3 separate regions of the Mus musculus genome follow, and all the other regions are linked to region 2. Evidence: chromatin contacts called from ENCODE POLR2A ChIA-PET data. All regions are on one chromosome and are shown on one strand. Each heading gives the region's core, a stretch centred on a gene start or an enhancer-like site at or near the end of the contact. The rest is flanking DNA. Distances are from core to core; before and after follow the strand shown. Region 1 holds the start of 1700012D14Rik (RIKEN cDNA 1700012D14 gene). Region 2 holds the start of Usp47 (ubiquitin specific peptidase 47). Region 3 holds the start of Eif4g2 (eukaryotic translation initiation factor 4, gamma 2).

Region 1 (3,853 bases), core at 394-2,893, 900 kb before region 2:
AGAAAAGTTAAAATCAGACACTGCAGCAAGCAGAAGTATCAATGTCTACCATGACAATTTATCATATTTTAAATATAGTCAATACAAATGATTTTTCACTACAATGCAGCTCTTGGGATGTAAACAGAGAATGCCTAGTATGTAGTAAAGTAAATATGCTAATATTTTCCATTCCACTTACTGTTCTGGTAATTTCCTTGCTTTGAAATGCTTTTTTACCCACTGACATAGAAACATTCGTGGGTGGTGGTGGTGGGAATAAAAACCAACTGAGTTTTTTTTTTTTTTTTAAATACAGCCCCATTTCAATATCTCTAAAACTAAAAACTCAATCTAAAGTGGAATCAGATATGCAAGTGTTACATGACATATGCTGTTACTATAACCAGTCTGTCCCCGATCTAACAATTAATGCTTACTGAGTAACTCTCTTATTTTCTGTGGCCTGTTAGTATCTGTGCCCAATTCCTCATAAAGGTTAATTCATCTAATTGTCAAGAACCTGAGATTATCAACGACTGCATTTTAGAGAAAGATACAGGGAAGTTGGCACCTGCTAGGTTAACACATTTAGTCAGTGAAGAATGAACAGAGTTCCCAAACTGACTGTGCAGCCCACGTGCCTCGACAGTACTTGGGAGTTTTCTACTTCATCAAGCATAACGAGCATTTGGTACTAGAGGTTGGTGTGTGTGTACAAACAGATTGCCAGCGTGTTGTAACAGGCGAAGGCAGCAATCTTAAACTAGGCAGTAGTTAGAAAACCTATTCCTTAGCAGTGGACTCTCCTTCCAGCCTCGATTTAAATTTAGCAAAACAGAGAGCTTCTCGGAGCCACTGGTTCACCATAAAATGAAGTTTCCCCACCTCGTTGTCAAGTGGGCACAAAAAAAAGTAGCTTTGTTTTCTTAAAAGGGCCCCGTATTCCTTTCTCTTCTGAGGTACATCCCAGCAGCTCTTGGGGACAAAGCATCTGCCCTCCTAAGTTTCCAGTTCCTTTCAGGGAACACTAGGGTCTCCCCTTAGGGGCCTTTTGCTGCCAGGCGGCCCTAGGTGTGAACGGGAGCGCAGGCCAATCGCAAAGGTTAAGAAGCAGAAGGGGCCGGGCAGCTCCACTAGGACCTAGAAGTATTTCAACGCGGTCACTTCGCCCTGCGGCCAGTGACAGCCATCCCTCCGGGCCAGGCGTGCACTGCTCGCAGAGCACCACGCCCCCGGAGGCATGCTTCTTGCCCTAGCCTACCAGTGGGTGACACAGGATTCCTCTCGCCCCAGGAATGTCGACTGTGCCATCGACATGAAGTCGTGTCAACACACCCAACACCTTTCCACTCCATCTCCATCGCCCTACCGTCTCGGCTGCGGCTGGGCTGCAGAGCCGCGTCGCGGTCCCCAGCCGAGCACGAGACCGCCATTTTAGACAGCTCAAGGCAGCGGCCATTTCGGAGCGGCCCACTCGCCGGTGGCTCAGCTCACCTTCAGCGAGGGTCTAGGGCCAGTCGTCGGGGACTGGAGGGAGGAGGGAGAGATGAAAAACAAAACAGAGGAGAGGAGGACGCGGGACGGGGTGATGCTGTCAACTCAGGGATACCGCCTAAGCCACCTCAAAGGGCCCCGACTCTCGGACGGCGCGGCCTGAAGTCTGAATTCAGGGACTCTTAGAGCTCCACTGCGGCCAGACGCGATGGTCTGCAGGAGCGACTTCGCCGCTGTCCAATCAGCGACAGAGCTCATCCCTACCGCCAATCCGCGCTGAGCAGCGAGGCGGGACTAAGAGCCCAAGTTTGGTTGAGGCGCGGTGTGACCTGGGAGCCGCCTAGCCGGCTCTGGGCTCCGGGCTGGCGGGCGAAGCCATTGTTTTCTGAATTCCCCGGCACGCCGTGGGCCTGGCGCGGGTTTAGAGAGCAGATTCCGGGGCTCCTCCAGTTCCACGTGGCTGATGCTGACAGACAGATGGCGGCCCAGTCGGCATTTCCCTCAGCTCTGTCGCTCTGCAAGGACTGCTGAGACAGCTATGGATCCTGAGCTCGCCAGCCTAGGCTGATGGTGGCCCGGTCACTCAGTGCTTGGAAGCGGGAAGAAAAAACTCACCTTACTCGGCGTGCATAAACCTTTACCAGCCGGGGGGTTAGGCCAGGCCAAGGGCACGCCTGATGTTTGGCCTCCCAGGTGGCCCAGCAGGACGAAAGGGAAAATCCTTAGAACTCTTCTTTTTCTGAGGTTTACCTCAGCGTTACCAACTCATCTCTGTTGGGTGGGCTGGCAACATTTGGGTGTTTAAGCCATCTATCCCCGTTCTCCCTCTTTTCCAAAAGGGCATGGCCAGGCTTGAGGTCCTGTGTGTAGGGATTAAAAAGCATGTGCCACCATGCCCCGCGAAGCCTAACCCTTAATAGTAGTTATCAGGACTGATGGCAGTCATCAAGCTTCAGTATAATTTTGGAATAAGATTTTGTTTATTATATATTTTTATATATGTCCCCAATGTGAACTTCACATACCTGGTTTGTGTCTTTGTAAATTGGAAAAAAAACTCAAAAATAAGACAATGGGAAGAATAATTAAACATATTCGTGTTTAATTAAAGACTAGGATTTAACTTAGGCTCTATATGCTGACGAGTCTACTGTTCTTGAAACATACAGATTTTTTTCTGTTAATTGCTGTGTCAAATTATAATTTATTATATATTTATATACAGTTATGATTATAATATATGTTGGTTGAGAGAAAAATACAGGCAATGTAGGACTCAGCAAATAAAGATAATAATACTGTTTATAGAGTGCACTGTAGGAGCCAGGGGCTGTTTTATGTACTTTTTGTTTTGTTTTGATATTTGAGACAGGGTTTCTTTGTGTAGCCTTGGCTGCCCTAGAACTTGCTCTCTAGACTAGGCTGGCCTTGAACTCATAGAGATCTGCCTGCCCCTGCCTCCTGTGCTGGAATTAAAGGTATGCACCATCACCACCTGGCTGTTTCATGTTCTTTCAATGTTTTAATTCATATACTCATCACCAGTCTAAGATCAGATCCTAGTTATAGGTAAGGACTTAGAGCATAGAGAAGTACATTTTGCAAACATGACCAACTGATAGTCTATGTTGGGTTCCTTTTTAGTTGTGGGAACCACAAATTGTGTATTTGCTTGTGTGCATGCATGCTCTCATACAAAGTTAATTTATATTAAAGACTTGTAAGATTACAACAATATATCAGTAAAGAAGGTGGGGCCTCACTTTTAAAAAGGAACTGAAAGCTGGGTGTGTTGGCACACTTCGTAATCCCAGCACTGGGAGGGTTAAGGAGAGATTACCACACAGACTGAGAATTGTCAGACCAGCCTGGGTTACAAAGCAAGACATTGTCTCCAAAAAATGGAGGGAAAGGTAGGAAGACAATTCAATAAAGTACTTGCAAGAAAGAGCCAGCATGAAATTCTGAGTTTAGTCTCCAGCACTAATGTAAAAAGGAAGGTATGGCGACACATTTGTAATCTCAGAGCTCCACATCTCAGTGTCTTAAGAAAAAAAGTAGGAGGGCTGGAGAGATGGCTCAGATGTCAAGAATACTTGTTCCTGTAGAAGACCTAGGGTTGATTGCTAGCACCCATATTGTGGCTCAGTTCCAGGGGATCCAAGAGGCACACATGTGGTGCATATACATGCACACAGGCAAAACATTCATATACAAAAACAAAAAACAAAAAACCCCAGCAAAACAAAATTTCAGAAAAGAAACAAGATGGCTCTTGAAGAACAATACCTGAATTTAATCTCTCACATGTACACACACACACACACACACACACACACACACACACACCAAACAAAACAAAAATCTGCAATCTGAA
Region 2 (3,755 bases), core at 418-2,917:
AAAAAATTAAACACTCTTCCCAAACTCATCATATGTATGCTTAAACATGAAGACAGACTTTTTTGGCCTTTTCAGAAATCTGAGTAGTGTATTTAAAGAATTTTTAGTCTACTTGGATTTTTGTTTTTATTTTGTTGATTGTTTTGGGAGAAGGTATTTGACTGTTCTGGGAGAAGGAGGTAGGGATTGAATTCGGAACGCTCTGTATGCTTGGAAAGTCCTTCACCACTGCAGCCCACCTGTTAAAACATAAAAATTCTAGTTGACATTAGGAAAGATGGAAAATTAGTAGCTGAATTTCAACAAAACCCTTTGTATGGCTGGAAGCTGAAACAGATAAAAATGAGCATTGTATTAGTAATAGTAGTTGAAAATGCACTTCTTCCATTAGGATCAAAATCTTTGTGGGTTACCTTTTTCAGCTTATGACAGCTATTAAAGCCAAGTACAGAAATAACCTGAACACTGAATCAGATATTTTAATAAGTGTTTCACAAAGAATTAGCTTTTAAAAAACTAATGAAACCTAGTCAATCAGAGTGCGTTCACTAAATATTTTCAGTAGGGTTAATGGATTTTTTTATACCATTACTACTTAAAATCTCGTTTATTTTAAATGTCTGTCTTTGCTATAATTTTTAGAATTTGTAGATGTTTTACAGTGCCACAAATAGCAGAATTCTAATAAATCTTACATAACTGTATAGAGAGCTTTTCTTGGGTGTGGGGTGTTCAATAGTAACAAGTTTGGCGAACCAATAGCATAGGTAAAGGAGTTGGCGCTGTGGATGCTGGGTACATGGCACAATGGAATTAACTCAGCAGGCTGTAAGAGGACTAGTTTGCCAAAAGTCTTCATGAAAGACGTCTCACTGGGTCTTCATAATGGAAGGAGTGCGGTGAAGGAAAATGACTAATAGGAGATTTGTTTGGTCAAACACATGGTATTTACCGTCTGGGGAGATTACAAAAAAAAACATATTCAAAAGGACAGCACAGGTTGAAGCGCACCACAGCTCTGCTCTCAAAAGGCTCCCTCAGACTTGGCCCTGTAGGAGGATGACAGCAAGCCACCCAGAAGGGTGCAGGGGAGCACCTCTAAGTGTAGTGACCCCTCTTTAAGGGGCTCCAGGGGCTAGCTGATGGGCACCGAGGTCCCTAAGGAGAGTGGGGCGGCCACGAAAACATGACAGACGAGGACCAGAGCCTTGAGGGCGAAAGCCAGAAAGGCGATTTCTCTACAAGGCGCGTTGTTTACCAGCTCGAGGCCAAAGGTTCCTCAAGTGGGGCTGCAGCGGGGTCGCTGGAGACCAGGAAAGAGTCTGGGGACTGCAGGGCTGAAAGGGGGGCTTTGAACTGGAGCTCGTTCGTGACGCAGGGGCCTCGTCCCTCCCTCGGCCGACAGAGGGAGCCGGAGGATGGGAGGACCGGCTTCCCCGTAGTGAAAAGCGCCTACACCGGCTCTCAACCAGCGTAGCGCGGCGTACCCCGGGGCTGAGCAAGAGGTGAGAAGATCCCGAGCTCACGACGGCCGCCTGCATACCCCAGGCGCCAGACGCCGGGCCGCGCGCCCACTGCGTTGAATTCTCGCGAGAGCGGCGGCCGCCATTTTTCCATTGATTGCCGCGGGCCGGGGGAGGGGCGGCGGCGGCGGCGGCAGCGGCGGCGGCAGCAGCGGCGACGGCGGCGGCGCCCTGGGTCGGTGTCTGCGCGCTGGTGTCTAAGGCCTGAGCGGAGGCCTCCTCAGTTGCTGGAGCGCAGGCGGCTGGGAGGATGACTGTCGCTGCCGTTCTCTCCTGAGACACAGCCGCCGCCACCTCCACCAGGCCCCCGCAGGCAGGGCGGAGACGAGCGGTCGGAGTCTGAGCGATGGTGCCCGGCGAGGAGAACCAACTGGTCCCGAAGGAGGTGAGGGGCCGGCGGGCCAGACTAGGCCCGAAGCCTGCGGTCCGCTCGAAGTCGTGCAGGCCCCGAGCGGGAGGCAAGGCTAGGGCCGGGCAGGCGTGGGGCCGGGTGGACGGTGGGCGCGGCGGGCAGTTGGAGACCGCTGGTTCCCGGGGCCACGTAGCCGAGGGAGAGCTCCGGCTGCGAGGGGCTAACGCATCAAAGACTGGACCCGAGGAGTTGGGTTCTGCTCCCGGGGGTGGGGGGGAGTATTGCGGAGAGAAAGTGGCCTTTGAAGTCCAGACTTCACACACGTCGAGCCGAGAGAGTTAAGAGAGATCGTTTCAAAGAAAACATTCTGGAACAGTTGCCCGTGGGCAGGACGGGGTGACGGTGCTGCTTCTGGGGTTTGACAGCGTATAGCTTACGGGGCTTGTGAAATCGACACCTAAGTTGAGATCTGTGGGAGGGCAGACTTAACTGTTAAAGAGTTGTCGGTCTCCCCACCCCCCTCCCCCCAGCCTCCATTCCCCCTCCTGTTACTTCGTAGTACTATCGGCCAGCCTAAATGGGGCCTACCCAGGATCGTTGAAAAAGTAGTTAAGTGGGGCTTGAACGGGAGGGTAAGAGATAGCCGAGTTAATTTCACCATATGGAGAGACGAAACGTTGTTTTTGTGTGTAATTTTGGTCTTTTTCTGGTGTTGCCAACTTGGGTGACTTAAATTCTTAAAAGCGAGTGACATAAGACTCCCGGACTTCTTGGCTTCCCTTGAACAGTCAGTAGTAGAAGATTAAAGGTAGAATCCTGCACTGGCCAGTGGATTTCGACATATTAATAGTCCGTTGGCTTTATAAATATCCTCAGCATATTCAAACATGTATTTTTAACTGCTGGTCGTCAGGCTTAATGCTTTGGACTTTTATATCTCATATACCTTAAATAGATGCCAAGTGTTAAGTTGAAATTAGGATGGTAGGATCTTGATATTTATACACGATCATTTCGGATTCCTAAATGTTTAGGTTTTGTTTGTTTGTTTTTTAATTGTAGCAATTTGTTGCTACACAGACAACCCCTGGCACAATGCAAAGTGACTTTATTTTGTACCTGAATAGTTAAAATTTCCCATCTTTCCTTAGATGGATAATAAGTTGATTTTTAGGGTTTTGTTTTGCCGTTTTGAGGTAGGATCTTACTATGTGGACTTTGAAGTACAGACTTGGCTGGCTTGGAACTCACTTGTAGATAAGCTGGCCTGGAAATTCTTAAGAGGTTTCCCTGTCTGTCTCCCCCGATGCTGGGATTAAAAGTGTGTGCTATCAAACTCAGTGGAGTGCCTGTTTGCTGTTTAAGGCTGAGTTGTGTGTGTGTCAGTATTTTATCTGTCAGACATCTCTAAGTCTCAGTACAGCAGATAAGCACGAACTAAAGATCTTGCCTCTGGAACAGTTTCAACAACTGAGAGTTAGGAAGTCGGGAATGTGAGTCCTCCTATGGTCCAGTCCGGCATTTTGAACTTTGTACTAAGTAACAAGGAAGGAAGGAATAGGTTTTACGAGAAAGCTAACCTTCATTTCCTTTGGTGCTGGTTTCCAATCTTAAGAAACAAAATTAACCCTTAATTTCCAACATTTAGAAAATAGAACAACAAGTACAACCCTGCATAATATTATATTAATGACTCGGTTTGTAGAAGTCCTGATAGAGATGTGCACATATCCTGCTTTGCACAAACTTACCTGTTGTTTTAAAAACTGATATTGCAATGCTAGTTTCACCTCCGGGACGATTGAACTCTCGATTATCTGAGGAGATCTCCCTTATCAGATGAACCTAACTTTTTTTTCCTTCTGGATGTTATGCTTTAT
Region 3 (4,222 bases), core at 694-3,193, 940 kb before region 2:
GATGGCTCAGATATTCAAAGCAGTTCAGTTCCTAACATCCACATGGCAGCTCACAACTCCAGTCTCAGAGGATCTGATGCCCTCTTCTGACACTGTACACAGAAATGTATGCAGACATACATTCAGACAAAATAATCCCCCACCCCACCCCTGTAATCCATTTACTCTTTATTCTAGAACCACAGCACATTAGTGGGAATTGGTAACGACTTTGTTTTTTGAGTCAGGGTTTCTTTGTGTAGCCCTGCCTGTCCTGGAACTCACTCTCTAGACCAGACTGGCCTTGAAATCAGAAATCCGCCTGCCTCTGCCTCCCAAGTGCTGGGATTAAAGCCGTGCGCCACCACTGCCAGGCTTTTATGACTGGCCCTTTCTGAACACCCCCTCCAATGTATCTACTACCCACTCCCAAAACCATACCTGAAACGAGAAGCACCCCCTTCTGCAATCGCACTCTCCACTTTGGCGGCTTGACAACGAAGAATCTTCAAAAGAATAATATTAATGGATGGGGTGGGGAGGGGAGGGGATGGTAGAAATGAAAAGCCTGGAAAGAGAGAAAACACCAAAATTAGGTACTGCCATACTGAGCTATAAACTTTCAAATATAATTTATTTCCGCTCCCAGCACTGCAGCTGGTTGAACTTTCACTGCATTGCAGCCCTCAGAAGACTAAAATAGAACGAAGTCAAAACCCACAAATACACAATAAAACCTGTTTAGCCCCGTGGATTCTCTTAGTATTCAAGGATGCAAAGAACAGCTTTTGTGAGAAAAATAAAATGAAAAAAAATCTGGATGCTGCCTAGGAAGCAGCCGTATTATGGGGCCTTTAAAATTAAACAGAAATGCTATCAAGACCGGCGGTGCTACAAGGGATATGTCTGCGGTACTAAAATGGGTGGCCGGGGTGGTGACAGGCCGGCCAGAGCCTCACTACCCGGTGTTGGGCAGCTTTTCCTCCGCTCGTCTTTATAAGCCCTTCCTTTTACACAGGGCGCGTGTGGAAAGCCGCCGGAAGGCCGGGGCCACAACACAACATGGCAGCAGGCACCTCCGCCCCACTCCGCGCGAACAAAAGAGCAGCGAGTTCCTCCCCCAGGCCCAGGCTGGCTCAGCTTCCGAGCGGCGTCTAGCGAGGGCCCAGGCCTGGGCGGGAGGCGCCCCCTCCGGGCCGGCCCTTTGTTCTCCCGCAGGAAGGCGGCCTCCTGCCCACCCGCCGCCTCCACCATAAATCCCCCGGCTGACAGCGCCTCGGCTGCCAAGGCCCACAAAGGGACCGAGACTCGCTCTTGGCGTCGCCCGAGTGGGACATCCCGCAGTAGGGCCACACACCTCCTCCCCGCCGGGAGGCCGGGCTCCGGACTCGTCCGCCTCGCTGGTCCCGCGCCAACGGCCGGGCCCTGCCGCGGGCCGCGTCCCTCCCGCCGAGGCGCGAGGCCTGCCACGCTCGCACGCTGTTCCCGGATCCCACGTCAGGATCCCGGCTGCGCCCGCCACTCGACCGCACGTCAGCCTAGCTCTTCGGTCGACACAGGAAGGAGCGCGGAGGCCATAGATTTCTAAGTAGCCCAAAGGCAGAGGAAAGGCCGCCCCGCCCGGCTCCGCCTGCGGCCGCCATTTTGTTCCACTCGACAAGAAGCGGCCAGGGGCGGCGGCCATCTTAGAGGGCTCCGCTCGGCGGCGACTCCACTCACCTTCACCGAGAACTCAGCAGCTGCCACCGCAGCTGCCTCCTCTGGATCCGGTCGTCGGGGACGGGGAAGGGAGGGGGAAGGGGAACGGAAAACAAAAAAGGGGGAGGGAAGGGGGAGGAAGGAGACGCGGCCGGCTTGAAAGTCTCAGCTCAGAGGAGTAGCTGCTGCAGCCGCCACCTGGTACCCGCCGCCACCTCCATAGAGCTCCGGCTCGCTGCTGGCGCTGAGGCGTGTCTGAAGCCCAACTTATCACTCTGAGGCGGCCGACCCACTAGAGCCTCCCCGAGTGGCTCCTTCGCTATCCAATCAGCAGCCGGGCTTCCGTCCGCTACCAATCCGCGCAGGGCGGCGGGGAGGAGCCAGCGGGCAAGCTCGGTTGCGGCGCAGCCTCGCCGCAGTGCGCAAAGCCATATTCGCGAAGGCTCTGGGGCCAAGCCAGTGGCGTAAGGGCGGCGGGCCGGCGCGCTGCGGGACTCTTGCGTAGCGCCGGGAGCCCAGTGAGTGTGCGCCGCCGGGCCGCCTGGTCTTCCTGGGCCGGCGCTTTGTTCCGGAGTCCCAGCCTCATGCTTGCATAGAAGAACCTTTTCCTCGCCTCTCCTCCCTGACCCGCCCGGGCCTGGCGTCCTGAGGGCTCGGCGTGGCCTTGCGGCCTGGCCTCGGTTTAGCGTCTGGGAGCTTTGCTGAAGAGAGGGACGTGTGCCCATCGATAGGAATGCGTTCTGTTTGTTGGTCCTCCATCTGCAGAGTAACGAGAAAAGGATCAAAGGAAGGGCTTTGTATCCCAGGCTAGAGGCAGCTTTAACTCAAATGCTCGGCCTGCTGTCACCGAGCTTGACCCAGACAGTATACTAGGCTGGCTTGAGAAGTGTTTGCAGAGCGCGGGCATTTGGAAATTGCAAAGTCATTTTTTAAAGTTTTTCCTTCATTTTTAACAAACATTAAAGACGGGCAGCGCAGTGCTTTCATTTTATTTAAGGGCTATATAGGAAAATGAAGCATTTCAAACTATACTTCCAGGTGGTATTTTAAAAGATGGGTTATGTATGTATGCCACAGTATGCAACATTTTAGCTTTCCAAAAATGAAGGTATGTAAACGAGAAATGTCCCATCTCTGTTAAGCATGCATTTTTTTTTTTCAATAAGATGGGTTACTAAACTAAAGCACGTGTGTTTTCAACAGTCATGGCTTGGAATTCATTCCCAAGAGCTGGGTTTTCAAAGACCCAAACGTAATTTGGCATGTCTTGGTGTTGAAAGCCCTAGTTCTTAAATAGAATTTTCAGCAGACAATTGTACTTTCCTTAGTATTTAAGTCTGCTGAAAAGTGTGGCTTTGAAGGTTTATAATTCTAGTAAACTTAGGTCTTTGCCTTAGAATTAATGCTATTAAATAAACTTTCACTTAAACTAAAAACTGTAAAAACCATTTTTATTTGGGGGTTAAGTGTAAAAAAGAAAAGCATTTTTTAGGAGAGGGGCAATTTTTTTCAATATAAGAGATTTTGCTTTGTATATATAACTTGTATGGCTTTATAACTAGTAGAAATATATACTGTGATATTTTAGTTTTTCACAAGTGATTTACATTCATTATGATACACTAAAGACATCTGTGTGCTAGAAACACAGTGGTCCAAAAACTCAATACTCACTATACTAGTGTATGTGTCAAATAGCCACTTGGTCTAAAACATGGATATTCTAAATACAAAGGACTAGAATGTAAATATATCCTAATATATTTATATTATGCATATATCTAATAAATAAAACAGAAACTAAAATATAAAGTCTTAAAAACAGGATCTTGAATTTAAAAAAATGTTAAAAGGGACAGCAAGGTGGTGCTGCTGGTAACGAACAGCACCACGTGCTGCCAAGCCTCATGACTGAGCTCAGTCTCCAGTCCCACATGGAATAAAGAGAGAAGGCTCACTTATACACACACATTTTAAAAAGGGCTTTTTCAAGCTTTGTTAATTGCAAAAATCTGCTATGAATTTTCTATGCAGGTATGTGAGGTGCTAACTGACAGGGAGTAAAACCAAGAAGAAATTCAAAAAAAAAAAGAGGCGGAGCGTGGTGGCACTCGGGAGGCAGAGGCAGGCAGATTTCTGAGTTCGAGGCCAGCTTGGTCTACAAAGTGAGTTCAGGACAGCCAGGGCTACACAGAGAAACCCTGTCTCGAAAAAAACCAAAACAAAACAAAACAAAACAAAAAGATGGAAATAAACATAGATTTAAAAATTTTACTTTTCAGTCATAGATATAAGCATTCACAAATTTAAAGTTTCTATCATATTTTAGATGTGTAAAACTTCAAATAATTGGATTTGAAATGTAACCAAACAGCTTTATATGTCATTTTATTCATTTCTAATTAAGTCTGGAAAACTGCTAAGAGTCTTAACTTGTTAATATATTTTCACATGGTTTTAATCCTGGCAGTATTATTTTTGTTTTCTGAGCCTCTCACCATGGAGTTCAGGATGGCCTCAACCTTAATATCTTCCAGCCTCAGCT

What was found. ChIA-PET counts read pairs that join two places held with the same protein, here RNA polymerase II (POLR2A).
Region 1: POLR2A ChIA-PET joins it to region 2 with 10 read pairs in Patski. The contact joins the promoter of 1700012D14Rik here to the promoter of Usp47 in region 2. POLR2A ChIA-PET finds 5 or more read pairs at or near these places in 2 of 5 experiments (Patski and embryonic stem cell).
Region 3: POLR2A ChIA-PET joins it to region 2 with 15 read pairs in Patski. The contact joins the promoter of Eif4g2 here to the promoter of Usp47 in region 2. POLR2A ChIA-PET finds 5 or more read pairs at or near these places in 2 of 5 experiments (Patski and embryonic stem cell).

The regions. Positions count from the first base shown.
Region 1 is chr7:111,121,032-111,124,884 of GRCm38, forward strand. It overlaps 1700012D14Rik (RIKEN cDNA 1700012D14 gene), which reads right to left and starts at 1,644. Exons shown (of 3, transcript NR_015573.2): 1 at 1,352-1,644.
Region 2 is chr7:112,021,839-112,025,593 of GRCm38, forward strand. Usp47 (ubiquitin specific peptidase 47) reads left to right here and starts at 1,668. Exons shown (of 29, transcript NM_001357952.1): 1 at 1,668-1,908. The coding sequence starts at 1,870. It also overlaps Gm3960.
Region 3 is chr7:111,081,087-111,085,308 of GRCm38, forward strand. It overlaps Eif4g2 (eukaryotic translation initiation factor 4, gamma 2), which reads right to left and starts at 1,944. Exons shown (of 22, transcript NM_013507.3): 1 at 1,699-1,944; 2 at 421-547. The coding sequence starts at 461.